Linked DNA regions of Homo sapiens: region 2 is linked to region 1. Evidence: chromatin loops called from intact Hi-C (ENCODE). Cell type or tissue: CD4-positive, alpha-beta T cell. All regions are shown on one strand.

The links. A loop is a pair of places that touch in the nucleus more often than their neighbours do. Peaks named below come from ENCODE experiments on the same cell type or tissue, not always from the same donor. Only the 100,000 strongest peaks of a DNase experiment are listed, where the experiment ranks them.
Region 2: it touches region 1 in a loop (4-fold over the local background); 63 of 110 quality-filtered maps call a loop at or near these places.

The regions. Positions count from the first base shown.
Region 1 is chr4:89,431,467-89,439,466 of GRCh38, forward strand. No RefSeq gene overlaps it. Among named protein-coding and RNA genes, the nearest start is that of GPRIN3, 130 kb to the left of the region's middle. In CD4-positive, alpha-beta T cell, CTCF peaks have their summits at 3,103 (motif pointing left), 3,305 and 6,900 (motif pointing right); DNase peaks (open chromatin) are centred at 3,105 and 6,915.
Region 2 is chr4:89,154,568-89,162,567 of GRCh38, forward strand. No RefSeq gene overlaps it. Among named protein-coding and RNA genes, the nearest start is that of TIGD2, 47 kb to the left of the region's middle. In CD4-positive, alpha-beta T cell, CTCF peaks have their summits at 4,548 (motif pointing right) and 4,747; a DNase peak (open chromatin) is centred at 4,514.

The DNA of each region.
Region 1 (8,000 bases):
GAGGAAGATTATGTTTTAAAATGGAGATCCTTCAGTGACTCCCCCATACTAATAATATTTCAAATATCTTCAAATCACAGGCCACTCTTTGGGTATTCCTCAAGGTAATGAGAGGCACATCATCAAGGAGGCACAGGTTTTGGGTGTTTCTTATGTACTAAGAACTGGGGATAAGAGTAGTGCACAAAATAAATATAGTCCTTGCCTTCACAGAATCTATTGGGGAAGAAGTGTGAGTATAAGTAAATATAGAGTGAAAATAGCATATTAATAGCACCAGAAGCCTGGGCGCAGTGGCTCATGCCTGTAATCTCAGCACTTTGGGAGGCCAAGGTGGGCAGATCACCTGAGGTCAGGAGTTTGAGACTAGCCTGACCAACATGGTGACACCCAGTCTCTACTGAAAATACAAAAATTACCTGGGCATGGTGGCACATGCCTGTAATCCCAGCTACCTGGGAGGCTGAGACAGGAGAATTGCTTGAACTCAGGAGGCAGAAGTTGCAGTGAGCCGAGATCGCACCACTGCACTCCAGCCTGGGCAACAGAGTGAGATTCCAACTTTTTTTTTTTAAAAAAAAAAGCACCAGAAATAGGTGCAAATTGAGGCTGAAGGTGAGAAACTTTACTCCTTCATTGTTTACAGACTACCCATATGTTCCAGGGACAGGATTAAATGCAGAGGATATAAAGATATCCTGTCCTCAAAAAACAGAAAGTTTAAAATGGGAGAGATAGAGCAGGTAGTTAAATAAGCAGGTCAATAAAATACAATATAACATATAATGTGTCTTAGCCTGTACATGGAACTATGTTGACCCAGAAGAAAATACCTTAATTCAGGTTTAGGTTTCAGGAAGACTTATTGGAGAGGTGAGTTAAAGCAATAAAATAGAAATAGGAAAGGAAAATGCAAGTGCATTGGAAGATAGAGTTGAGATGCTTACTCAGAATGTATCAGAGTGAGTGATGAAGAGACGAAAACATGGAATGGGAGAGTAAGGGATGGGTAAGATAGCATTGGAGTAAAAGGAGGAGAAAAGAGAAAAAAATTAAGGAAAGGTGATAGCTCAAATTTTTCCAGAATAAAATGACTAGAGTTCCTCAGACTTAAAAATCACAATGCTTTCTAATCAGCAAAACTAAATACAAATTACATGCATACATAAGGATGAAACTTCAGAACAATTTAAAAAAGTGAAAATTGAAAAACCAAGTACAGAAGAAATAGGTTATCTACAAGGAATAATAACAGAATTCTCGCAGGCAACGATACTGCTAGAAAACATTTGACTCTTATCTTCAAAGGAGAGTAGAAAAACAGCTTCCAGGCTAGCATTCTATTCCCATTGAAGTTATCATTCAAAAGGGAGAATAAAATACAGCCACTTCTAGACATATGAGGATTAAGTATTTATTATTCATGGACCCTTTAGGAAAGTACTCTAGAGCAGGGGTCCCCAACCCTGTGCCATAGACCCTGGCCTGTTAGGAACCAGGTGGCACAGCAGGAGGTGAGCGGCAGGCCAGTGAGCATTACCGCCTCAGCTCCGCCTCCTGTCAGATCAGCAGCTGCATTAGATTCTCATAGGGGTGCGAACCCTATTATGAACTGCACATGTGAGGGATCTAGGTTGCATGCTGCTTATGAGAATCTAATGCCTGATGATCTGAGGTGGACCTGTTTCACCCCCAAACCATACCATTTTACCCCCACCCCCATTAGTGAAAAAACTATCTTCCAAGAAACCAGTCTCTGGTGCCAAAAAGTTGGGGACTGCTGCTCTAAAGGATGAAATCCCACACAGAGAAAAGAATACGTGCACAAATCCACAGTAATCCAGCGAGCAGGGACAAGTGGGAGGCCTGGTGTGGCTAAAGGTCTGGGGGAAGGGAGAGATCAGCAGTGGCCTGTGACTCTGGCTGCTCTTGTCCTTTAGGGGAGATCTGGGCTTTCTCTGAAGGCTCAGAGTGATCAAAGGGTCTCAGCAGGGTGAGGACTTGTTTAGATTTATGCTGTAGTAAGATCACTGTGGCAGAGGGTAGAGAATATGTTGTTGCCAGTGAGGCCAGTTGGGAGTAATGGGTGTAATTTAATGAGAAATGATTAGGGCCTGGATGAAGGTGAGGCAGGGAGGAAAATGGTCAGATGCTGGAATTGTTAAGGCGGTAGGTCCTCAGGACTCAGTAAGTGATTCAGTGTGGCGAGAAAGAAAGAAGGCGTCAAGCAGGCAATTGTTTTACTAAGGCAGCTTCCATGGAGTCCAATTGCAGTGAGAGGAGCAATGGGAGATGAGAGTGGAAACACTGATAACCCTGTTAAGAATGATCTGTGAAGCAGCGGCAAGACTTAGAGTAATAGCCAGAGGAAGATCAGAGGGAAGAAAGATATTAGGATGGAAGGCTTAATGAGCAAGTGGGGAAGACAAATAAGAGAAGCAAAAAATGAAGATATACAGAGAGGTTCAGAGATACCTGATAGAACAAGGGCCTGGGCAGGTAAGAGGAAGTAGAGAGCCTTATATACAAGGAAACATAGAGAAAGATGCAGGCTGTGGTACGAATGCATCCCCCAAAGTTCATGTATTGGAAACTTAATCCCCAGTGCCACAGTGTTGAGAGCTGAGACTTTAAAGAGATGAATAGGTCACAAGGGTTCTGCCCTTATGAATGTATTAATGCTGTTATCGTTGGAGTGGGTTATCACGAGAGTGGGTTCCTGATAAAAGGATGAGTTTGTCCTTTCCTACCTCCTCATAGCAAGAGGCCATCACCAGATGCAAGCCCCTCGATGTTGGGCATTCCAGCCTCCTGTAAGAAATAAATTTCTCTTCTTTATAAATCACCCAGTCTTAGGTATTCTATTGTTGCAGCACAAAACGTAGTAAGATAGGGCAGATGCAAGAAACTGACAATCCCCTCGTCCTTTGTAAGTAGCACCATGACTGGCACACAGCAGTGATGAATAAATGTTGAGTGAATTAATGAATCAGTGAATGAAAGAATAGAAAGATAGATGATGGATATATTCAGGCAGGCTCCAGATCTTAGTATACTAACTCTCAAAGGCCAGCATGTTTTCAAGTTAGGAATGGCAGACCTCTAGTGGACAAAAAGAAAAGTCAGCAATCTAATGGCTGAGAACAAAATTTGCATAAGATGGTTTGGGTAAATGCGCTTGCAAAAGAATAAGTACATAAAGCATTGCTTTACAAAGATTTTATCATACCTAATTTTTGCTGTGCTCAGTTTCTTATAAATGGGACTTAAAAGCACATGCATGATGAGTTCACTTCTGTAATTAACTGCTTAGAGTGAATGCCTTATGGAAATGAAGCCAGTAATCTTTTAATTATGATTAACATTTCTTTTTAATACCTGCAGGAGGGAAATAATTACTCATATGTGGAATTTCATGCTACAAGCTACATAAGATACAAAGTAGCTGTTCATTTTGAAATAGAGAAAAGGGGAAAGAGAAAATCGTAACCAAATAAACCTTTGGTTACAGAAGTCTCAAATATGATGAAAAGAGTGTATTTAAAAATGACAACAGCAACACATATTGTTTAAAATATTGAACTGTAAAAACAAGGTTAACAGACCTTTTTAGTCCTTAAAAATTAAATAATGTCCTACTGTCAAATTATTTGGAGTTAGCTCAAGGAGGAATTATTTGTTGATGCAAACTATGGTTCTTTTAGGAGCCTGAGTGCTTTCTAATAGAGATCAAGTTGAGTTGATCCTATGTTATTCACAATCAAAGAAAATGTTTGGCAGCTATTCCAGGTTAATTAACTACATAAGGTCTCCAGTTTGTAAATCAGAAAGGTATTACAGGTGACTACTTAAGGATGCTTCAGTTTTTCTATTATGACAATTTTATTAACAATGTACAGTGTCTTAGGTAAATGAAAGAAGAATATAATTTTATGTGGCAATTGTGTGCAGCTGGTGAGGTGGGGATGAGAGAGTTAGGAAATATTAGATATGAGAGTACACATGTGGGAACTTTTCTAATCCATGACTGCAGAATTTAAAACGATTGAAGAAATTACCATCTTTTGCCTGAGTTAGCAGAACTGAAATTAGCTTCTGAGGAAAGCTCTTTGGGATTTCTTGTTTGTTTCTGAATCTTTTTAAATGTTTAATTCAATACCACTGTATTTGAGAATAAACATTATTAAAATGTCATAATGACTCTTTAGACTATTTTAAGCTGCCATAAAGAGAGTGTTTGCATTTTTTATCAGCCCTGATCTGCCAGGGACTTAGTCATTAGGCATCATTGTATAATTAAATAACAATAAATAATTATAAATAAATGTTTCAAATTTGATACCAATAAGAGCAGAAATCTGAGAGCAAGTAAAAAAGGGTTTCTAAGCAATATTTAGACAACTGTAATAAAAATATCTAATAAAAGTACAGCTCACACCCGCAAAAATGAGTAGTTATCGCTGGATTTATTTAATAGGTGATTTTATTCTGCTTTATTTCTATTGCATATATGTCCAAAGTTCTCTGCATTGAGCATTACATTTGTCATTTTAAAATGACTTAAAAAACAAAACAAACAAAAACACCAAGAGCTCAGCATCATTTGTTGACTAGAAACTGTTGCATGGCTGCTACAGATGCTATTGTACCTTTTGGGCACATTCTGCAACATCTCTTGCTATTCTGAGCCATCCAGAGCGATTCTACATACATCTCTAGAAAATAATACAAATTTTCCAGGACAGTATGATGATGTCAGCCATTGCTTAATCAGTTTTTACATTTAGGGAGAAGCTAGAGGAAAGTTGGAAATGCTAAGGGACATTTCAAGACTTCCCAGAAAGTAGCTGTGTCAGGAACAAGGAAGGCAGGAGGAGCCTGGGGAAAGTCTCACATTTGATTCAAAAGAGTTCCAACCTTAGGAAAGTTGGACTCTCAAACACGTCTGTTTCAGTATGCAGCCATATTCACGCCTAGATGCAGGACTGCTATGGTTCCCTCCTCCATAGTGCTGTTTATTCTGCACCACAGAGTTCCCTGGGCCTGTGAGAAAAACCCCACACTTCACTGGGGTGCTTGCTTTTGGTCCTTTCCTCTTTTCCTTCCTTTCATCCTCCTTTTTCTTTCCTTTTGTTTTCGTCTCTGCCCCTTAACAATTAAGTGTTATTCTCAAAATAGGAGAAGATGGCAAGTTCAGATTTGTAACTGCTAGATATGATATTTTTGTATCTTTTTCTTTAGTGAACTCTCATTTATTTAACAAATATTTATTTGCTCACAAATATTAAAGCATAATTGCTTTTATTGAGAGAATCTGTCTAATAAATAGTAATTCAAAAAAGAAAAGAAAGGAAAACCCAGATGTAGTTTCTGCCTTCAATAAATTTACAATCTAGTGGAAAAGACCAAAAGTAAACAAATAATCTCCCCAAATATATATATATATATATATATATATATATTGAGATGGAGTCTCACTCTGTTGCCCAGGCTGGAGTGCAATGGTGTGATCTCGGCTCACTGCAACCTCCACCTCCCGGGTTCAAGTGATTCTCCTGCCTCAGCCTCCTGAGTAGCTGGGACTACAGGTGTGTAGTCCGGCTAATTTTTTGTATTTTTAGTAGAGACGGGATTTCACCATGTTAGCCAGGATGGTCTCGATCTCCTGACCTCATAATCTGCCTGCCTCGGCCTCCCAAAGTGCTGGGATTACAGGCATGAGCCACCGCGCCCGGCCCCAGGTAATTTTTATTATGATTTTGGATGCATGCTATGACAGGACAGCACAAGGGTGTGAGTGATGGTGGGGATATCAGAAAACACCCCTGAGGTGTGACATTTATCCTCAGACCTAAAACAATGGTTCTCAACTGGGCTATTTTGACAATATCTGGAAACATTTTTGTTATCACAACTGGGAGGAAGGATTTACATTTCCTGATCATGTAGTGTGACTTCCTTTTTTTTTTTTTTTTTTTGAGACAGAGTCTTGCTCTGTCGCCCAGGCTGGAATGCAGTGGCCTGATCTCCGCTCACTGCAACCTCCACCTCCCAGGTTCAAGCAATTCTCCTGCCTCAGCCTCCCAAGTACCTGGGATTACAGGTGCCTGCCACCATGCCTGGCTAATTTTCATATTTTTAGTAGAGACCGGGTTTCACCATGTTGGCCAGGCTGGTCTTGAACTCCTGACCTCAAGTGATCCGTCCGCCTTGGCCTCCCAAAGTGCTGGAATTACAGGCGTGAGCCACTGCACCCAGTCGCATAGTGTGACTTTGATTTGTGTCTCCATAACAGGAATATTTTCAAAATAAATCATCTATTTTATTCCCCATAAGTTATATTAATTTTTGTATATTAATTATTAATTGTTATAAGTTATATAAATTATACTGTCCTGGGTCTCTGTATCCATTGAGTAGGCTTCGATTGTTTCAGGGTGAGAATAGACAGAACCTAACATAGAGAAGTCACTGCTCAGCTTTGAATGTCAAATTAGACATTTTTTGAGCACTCAGAAAAACAATTGCCTTGGATATCGTAACTTTTAGAGAAAGGAAAGTTTTCTTGGAGTATAATAATTTCCTTTCATATAATCAAGACACCTATATATGATTCATATCATAGTGTTTTACTATAAGACATTTGTAAATTGAAAGACAGTTATGAGGCCCCATCAGACAGGAAGGAGTAGAAAGTCCTTCTGATGCTGAGGCTTAAAAACCACGGAAAGGAAGAGGGAAGCAAAGCAATCTACTCTGGGTGTCCTTGCTTTGTCCTTGGCAGTGCTGGGGAAGCGGTGGTGCTGGGCAGGGCCTCTGAAGCACTGAAATCATGTTGGGGAAATCCAAGGCAATTGGAGACTTCTGGTTTTCCCAGCGGGTGGCCTGAGAACCATGAAGATTTCTTAGAGTAACCACAAGGTGGCAGAGAATCGCAAATGACTTCGAGAGGCTTTTGAGTGCCGGGGTAAAAATGGCCGCAGGAGATGCTCTAGTTCACAGGCTTGAAGTAGTGTTGAGACAAGAAACGAAGTAACCTTGGGACGGAGATCTGACTGATAGACCACACAAACTGGAGTCACGGGCAGACCTCAGAGCGTCATTACTGAGAGCTGGGGAGGGCTGAGGCAGCCAGCGGGCATCAGGTCTTCACCTCAGCATAGAGCTGAATGTGAGGCACACTTCTGGATGCCTCAGGAGCCAGTGCAGAGGAACAGAGGTCCTCCGAGTTCTGGATACACACTTTCTACTCTACACCACTTACACCACCTGGGACCTTAAATCACTCTGGCAAAAGGGAAGGAAACCTTGAGAGGAGGGTGGCGAAGGGCATCACATCTGAAACCCATGACAGTAACTCAAAAGACATGAATTATCCAGAAAGAGGCTATTTAAACTAGAAAAGACTGAATTACTTATTGACAAGCCTGTTTTGTTTTTTTCCCCTCCTGTCAATGGTATTGGGGGCTTGAAAGCAAGACAAAGTCAGAGAAAATAAAGAAAAATACACTGTGTGTGTGTGTGTGTGTGTGCATTTGGGTCGTTTCAGAAGTAGTAAGTAAATTTACACACCACTATATTGGAAAGCCGACATAGAATTCCTAAGGAAGTAGGGACACTACCAAGCTACATCATCCTATCATAAGACACAGGGTAGTCTACTAAAACTGTACTTCATATTCTAATATTTGCCTGAGGTACAACACATAATATCAAGAATACTGGAGGGAAAGCTGATTTGTTCTTTCGGGAAAGGCTTATTTCTTATGTTTATTCTGGGCACTGTAGGTCAAAACAGGATGATCCAGACATGACTTTTAATTCAAAAAGATTTTAGAAAAAAGGCATGTGCATTATTCATCAATGTAACATAATGAAAAGATAGGCTGTATTGTACACTCATTAGGAATGCAGACCCCGGGAACAAATTGCTTGAGTTTGATCCCAGCTCTCCCATTTAAGACTCTGACATGTTACTTAACCGCTCCATATAAAGAACA
Region 2 (8,000 bases), 280 kb before region 1:
ACAGAATGGCTTTGTAATCTCAGGAAAGTTTTTTTTTTTCAAGAGAAATGAAGATTATTTGTCCAACAATATGTTCATTTTCCATTAAAAACACATTATACTGCCTAAAATGTCTCCCCACTAATGATCATAAATTAACTTGAAAAGACTCATGAGTTTATAATATAGGTGACATTGGTCTAACAAGCTTATCTTTTATCCAACCTCATTAGGCTCTTTAGATAATTTTTTAAACGCTTTGATAAATAGAACAGAACATACAATATGTAATGGGAAATATTTTAAAGGTCATTAATTAAAACCAAAAATCAATGATGCTACTAAATTCTAAGGCCATTTTTTAGAAAAAGATTATCTTATATATATCTGTTCCAGCATGAGATCATTTCCCCCTAATTTATGGTGAATTTAGGTTCAAAACCCTATCAGAGGGAAGAAGTTGATAGAGATTAGTCTGTGGCATTTAAAGACTCAAAGTCAAAACACAGGCTATCCCTGTGGAAGTGTCTGCAAAATGCCAAGCATCCAGAGCGGTGCTGACCAATCAGCGTTTTGTAACCATATTTGGCTATTTATTTTTAAATTAACTAAAATGAAATAATATTAGAAATTCACTTTTTTAATTGCACTAGACACATTTCAAATTTGTAATAACCATCATCACAGAAAGTCCTACTGGATATCACTGATTCAGAGGGCTCAAGCAATACTCCCACCCCAGCCTCCTGAGTATCTAGGACAACAGGCAAGAGCCACCATTCATGGCTATTTTTTTAAGTTTTATTTTTATTATTATTTTTTGAGACAGGGTCTCACTCTGTCACCCAGGCTGGAGTGGAGTGGCATAATCACAGCTCACTGCAGCCTCTACCTCTCAGGCTCAGGTGATCCTCCCACCTCAGCCTTCCAAGCAGCTAGGACTACTGGTGCGAGCCACCATGCCAGGCTAATTTTTGTATATTTTTGTAAATATGAGGTTTCATCATTTTGCCCAGGCCTGTATTTTTATTTTTTGTAGAGATGGGGTTTCACTATGTTGCCCAGGCTTGTCTGAACTCCTGGGCTTAAGTGATCCTCCTGCCTCAGCCTCTCAAAGTGCTGAGATTACAGGTGTGAGCCACCATGCCCTGGCCTTTAGACAGATTCTTAATGTTCATCAAGGTGTTTGGTAACACCTAAAAGTAACAATGAGTTATTTTTCCCAAGCCTGGAAAATTGAGATAAAATAAAAATAACTTTATTTTTCATTCAACAAAACTTTAATAAAACTCAATGCACTAGGAACTAGTTAAACAAAGATGAAGAAAGTGTGATTTCTGACTTGAGAGGATTACAGTCTTGTGGATGAGCTGGAAAAACATCCAGCCATTATACAATGTGGTTTTTATTAAAATGATGTTACATACCAAACAAAGTCATTAGCTCTGTCTGAAGGAACTGAGGAAGACCTCAAATAGGAGATGATAGTTGAGCTATTACAGTAACAAAGTTATTTTTTAAAAATAATATACATTCATAACACAAAATAAAAGGGTCAGTCTCTCCTGATGTCTGTATGAGTAAATTTGAGAATGGCCCTGACTCCAAGACAGTATGTCCCATTAACATTCTGTAGCATACCCTTGTGCAGATATTTCCACTGAATACTATTCTAAAGCTATGTACTGGATTTTATGAATATAACTTGATCTAGTGTGCAGTTTTTTGGGACAATCTGGACTAGCAACAAGAACTAGTATGACCCATGTGATGCTGGACATAAAGCAATTAAACAGTAAAGAGCCTGAGCACTCCTAAGCTTGCGCTACCAGGCCATGATTAATGGTGTCACATGGAGAATGTCAAAGGGCCACGGAGTGAGTGGCTCCATCTCCAGTGTGACTCTTGCAGATTTTCAAATGTCCCTCTCAACTCTGCAGCTTGAGGAGAATGTTGATCATGCCCAAGAGAATGCCGGACTAGGAGAGTAAAAGAACAGAAGGCAACATGGCGAAACTCCGTCTCTACTAAAAATCCAAAAATTAGCCGGGTATGGAGGCATGCGCCTATAATCCCAGCTATCTAGGAGGCTGAGGCAGGAGAGTCGCTGGAACCCAGGGGCAGAGGCTGCAGTGAGCCGAGACTGCACCACTGCACTCCAGCCTGGGCAACAGAGCAAGACTGAAAAAAAAAAAAAAGAACAGAGGGCTCAGGCTGAGAAAACCAGATTATTGTTTCTGAAGACCTTTCAGCGTGGATGTTGTGGGACAGAAGTGCAATATGGCACGCGAGAAATCCTGGGATGGGCTTGAGGGATCTAGATAGAATCAGCACAGAGACTATCCCTTTAGTAGCCTGGCTAAGTACAGTGATCGGTTTCTTAAGTGATAAGGATTGGAAATTAATTAGCCATTATAGAATGTAGTATGTAAATATGGATGGGTGTTTGTATCAGTCAGGGTTCAGTCAGAGAAGCAGAGCCGTTAGGATATACATATATATATATATATATATATATATACACATATATATCCTAATGTAGTTATTTGACTAACCGTTAGAGTTTGTTTATATATATAATTATATATAAAGCAAAATTATATATAATATATAATTATATTAATATGTATTATATATAAAAGTATATATTATGTTAATAATATACTATAATTGTATTTTATATAAAATAAACTCCAATGGTTAGTCTAATAACTACATTAGGATATAGATATCCTATGTAGTAATATATAATTATATAATATATATTATATATTATATGTAATATATAATTATATATTATATAATAATATATATATTATATATTATATATTATATTATATATCTAATATAATAATATATATAATATAATATATAATATATAATTATATATTATATATTAATTAATAGATATTAATTAATATATAATATATAATATATATAATATAATATATAATATATAATATATAATATATATTATATATAAAACAAAATATATACATATCTGTAATAATCAGATATTTGCTACGGGGATTTAATTTTATGCAATGCTGGGAGCTGGTAAACCAGTCTCCGTAAACATGTCACCCTTGTGTCTGATGTTAAGAGTTTGAAGTCTGCCGAGCAGGTAGTAGGGAATGGAAGACAGATGGTAAGTGGAGGAGAGCAAGAACAAGCTGTAACCCACAGTATGAGCTCAAGCACATGAGGATAGACAGAAACCTACGTCAGTTCTGTCTCTGACCCGGAGGGTCTTGTGGAAGCTATGACCCATTATGATGGAGCTGAACACATACCCGGACCATGGGAATGAAGCTGAATCTTCTTTGGCTGTGTGATGAATTTGCCCCTGGGCCATGATATATTATGACTGACTGCGAGGCTTCTGAGAGCACTATCCACTATACAAAGCTTAGCACACATGTCAGCACATATTCATCTCTTATTCAATATTTGTTGAAAGAATAATAAAATAAAGTGTGTGTGTGTGTATATGTGTGAGAGAGAGAGAGGGAGGGAGAGAGAGAGAGAGAGACAGAGGGAGAGAAAGAGAAAGAGAGAAGAAAGAAAGAAGAAAGATAGCAAAGAAAAGGAGAAGGGAAGGAAAAAGAAAGAAATGTACAAGGTCACTAAATCATCCAAAGACAAATCTTGGGCTAAAATCCAGGTAATTTAGACATTTTCTTAAGAAATCAAATAAAACAACACATCAACACATATATTTTGTTGACATATACTTGATAATATATAATATAAAAATATCAGAAATATCCAATAGTTCATTACATTATGGTGTATAAAAGTAATATTTATGAGAGAAAAATTAATGCTTTGTTCTTCAAAAACATGTTATTCAAAGAACATTTTCATGGATTTGTAGGGTTTCCATGAATATTTGATTTTGATAGTTTTGATGTGTTGTTTTTCTTTGTTCAGTGATCAAATATAATCTACATTAAGTGTCAGGAATGATTACTTTGCAGTCTCTGGAGCTCCAGGGGTCTATGGACAGAATTCAAGTGGCCCATGAACTTAGATAGGCAAAAAAGGACCAATTTTCTCCACTAATTTCTAACTGTAATAAAACATTTCCTTCAATTATGAATACAGCATAGGCAACAGACCACAATAGTATCAGCCTGTCACATACATTTTCATATCATATTATTGTTGTTGCAGATGTCTCAAAAAATGTATACACTATCAGCTCAAAATCATAGTAGTTATTAGATTAACCACCACATTTTGTTACTGATATGTTAATTAAACACACGGATTAGTCTAATACATTTGTCATTTTAAATCTCTTGATAACTATATTTCAATATAGTTTCCTTTCTAAATCTAGTGTTTTATTTTATGCATTTAAAAACATTATTATGAAAAAAGGCCCATACGTTGTCAAAGAGTCCCATGAGCACACAAAAGATTAAGAAACCCCGCCTTTCATAAGGACAAAATGTCTCCCTTCATTGCAGTATTTTTTTCTGATTAGTATTCTAGAGATGCCAATGACAAATAATGGTGCTTACAGGCATTGTACACAAGGTGGCAGCACATTATTGTTTCATTTCCAAAAATCAAATTTCCTCATTCCTGGCCATAACTGGATGCTAAGTGTAAACACTAAGATAAGGTAATACATTTTTAGAAAATAGATTTTGATATTTTTCAGCCTTCTAGTTTATATTAATATCCTCTTTTCTGTGCAATATATAGCACACATAAGATGTTTCTATTTAATAAACAATTTTCTCAGTTTGAGACACACAAAAAGAAATTAAATTATGTTCAGAACTATTCCTCAATATGTTTTCTAAATACAGTCCTCCCACCTCCCCCCCCCCAAAACAACCACCAAAATTCTTATGAAGAAAGACTTTTTATAAATTACCCTTTGGGTAATTTATGAATTACATAAAACTTCACCCCCAATATATACCATACTCTCTCTAATTAAAATTTGTGATGTTTTAATTGAAAAAGGAAAGGAGGGGTGGTAGAGCTGACTAAAGGATTGTTGGTGCAACAGATTACAAAATGGCTCTAATTCCTCATTCCTCCCATGAAAAGGCACAGTTTATTTCTCCATCTCTTGAATTTGAATTGTTCTTGGGACTTGCTCTGGCCAGTAGAATGTGTTTCCTTTTGCTGTCTGCTTTCAGGACTGGGCACTGAGCTTACTTGTATTTGCATCTCATGAGAGGACATGCCTGAGTTAGTCTGCTGGAAGGATGTGACATATACATGGTGTATGAGACCTGTTAAGATAAGCTGGATTCTCCAAGCCAGATAAAACTTAGAAAAATGAGATCCCCACCAATAGTCAGTCTACACCCAGACAAATGGGAGAGGCCAGTTGAGGCCAGAAGAATCACCCAGCCTAAGTCTCTGAACTGCAGCTGATTCCAGATGTATGAGCAATAAATACACTGTTTTTAGCCATTGAGTTTTGTCATGCTGTTTTTGTCCAGCATTATTTGTAGAATAGGTAATGTTTGTAAGGTCTTCTTTATTTCTAACTCTGTACAAGTGCATGACTGGTCCAGATATCTTTCAGCAAAATGTACCTGTAACCTAGCATTCCATTGAATCAAGTATTTTGGCATACATAACATTTACTGAGTGTTTCTATCCACTTAGTAGATCTAGTTCTGACTTAAGGTATAGGAAGTCAAGGTCGAGGAAGAAATTGGGTTTTGGGAGTTAGAGGAAGAAATTGGGTTTTGGGAGAGGAATGTGTTATAAGCTAAATGTCTGTAGCTCCACCCACCTCCCCAAATTTATATGTTGAAGCCTTTAACCCCCAATATGATAGTATTTGGAGATGAGGCTTTTGGAAGGTGATTTGTTTTAGATGAGGTCTCGAGGGTGGTGCCCCATAGCCCTTATAAATAGAGACACCAGAGAGAGTTCTCTCTCCCTTGTGCACAGAGAAGAGGTCATGTGAGTACACAGTGAGAAGGTGGCTACCTCTATACAAGCCAGGAGAAGAGGCATCAGAATAAAGCCTACCTTCCTGACCTTGATTTTGGACCTCCTAGTCTCTGGAACTGTGAGAAATAAATTTCTATTGTTGACGCTACCAAACCTGGGATATTTTGTGATGGCATCCAGAGCTCACTAATACAGAACGGAAAGACAAAGTAAGGGAAAAGTGATAACGAACAACTATTCAGTGTTTTCCAGCATTCTAAAGATTTTAATATAATTTCATTTAATTTCTTACAACTAAGTGAGGTAGATACTATTACCAACAACCTCATTTTACTTACAGATGAAAAATGACAAAGAAAGGCTAAATAACACGTCCAAGGCTTCATGGCTAATAAGTGGCAAAGTCAGAATTTGAATCAAAGATAATCTATCTCTAGAAGCTGTGTTTTTAACTGTTATTTCATACTGCTAGGAAATGAGCAGTGGCAAACAAAGACAGGAAGAGAAAAACTCAGTGATAAACACTGTGTTGTCTGGTACATTACACACTGCCATGAAGTATGCCAAAGTAGTATGGCATGCTGCTTTGTTGAAGATATGAGGAGACATGTTTTACTGTATATAATAAAGCAACATTCTACGTACACTTGCAGGCTTGAATAAGAAGACATTTAAAAACATTTATCCAGCATTGTTTCATATCAAATACATATAGGATGGATGTACAAATTGCCTATGTTATTAGTTCTACCTACAAGGTGGCAGAATAACTTGATAATTAGGCCTGCTATACTTAATTGGCCAGGTAGAACATCTGAAATATGGGAAAATGATTTTCCCTGGCTAGACAAGGAGTTGCTGTTCTCTTCATTTAAGCAAGAAGCTACCATAAAATTCTGCCTCACTCTGACAGACTAGCTGGAGGAGAGAAGCCTCCCTGAGCAAACTGACCACCCCACTGAAAGTACCCTTCTGCTCCTGAGTGTGTAGAAGACAAATAAGAAAATTTCCAGTTTATTTGGAGGTGCGAAGAAGGTCTGAGAATTGAGAGCCTCTGTGCCTTCCAGAAGGTCCTTGTTTTCAGGAAGAGAGTGGATGCTATTGTGAGATTGCACGGTGATTTGATAATATGGTAAATTTTCAGCAGATTAGAGCCCCAGTATGAGACAAGGGAAAGAACAAGGGTTGGGGAGTGGGGAAAAGGGGGAGACCATGAACTGAGGGTGCAAGAGAATAGTCTATGGCCACATCAGCCTTAGGTGCTTCAGCAGCCAACATAGTCAAGACAGAGACCTCCCAAGATGAGGTGGGACAAGCTCCAGCTTAGAGAAGGGCCAGCAAAGATGACATGCCAATGCAGATATTAGATGGGCACCCACACACGTATTACGTATTCTCCCTAGATCTAAACCCCTTTCTGGGGAGAACAATGGAAGGGGAGGACAAGTAAGAGATGATGTTGTCCAGATATGAAGTTTGGAGTTTGAATGGACTAACTGAGTTCCCAAGAGGTTAAGAGTTATGCAGAAAGTGACTACATTGCCTTTAATTGGCAAGTTCAATGAGTCATTTTCTGCATCTCCTTCCCACATCCAACCAAATAAAAGATGTATGAGCAAGCTGAGCTTAGTTGTAAACAAGAGAAATTTCTGACCTTATTTGTTGTAACTATAAAAAATAAAGCTGCCATATATCCAAAACACAATCCACTTTCCTACCAAGTGTTCAGTCTGCTATATACCCTGCAACATTAATCTGTTTTGTTTGTTTTCACAAATTCTTTCTGATATTTGCTTTATACAATATTGACAGAAATTCTGATCAGAGGAAAAGAAGTGTTGACATAGTTTTATACACACGTCAATCATCATTTTGAGAAGGTACTAACATACCTATATTATGAATATGAAAAAATATTTTTCTAAACTGCAATTAGAAGATACTAAATATTAATGCATTTGTATTAGTTATTGCTGCATAACAAATCACTCAAAACAAAATGAGTGAAAACGATAATAATTATTTATTATCTCACAGTTTCAGCGGGTCAAGCATTCAAAGAGAGCACAGTTGGCAGGGTCTGTCTC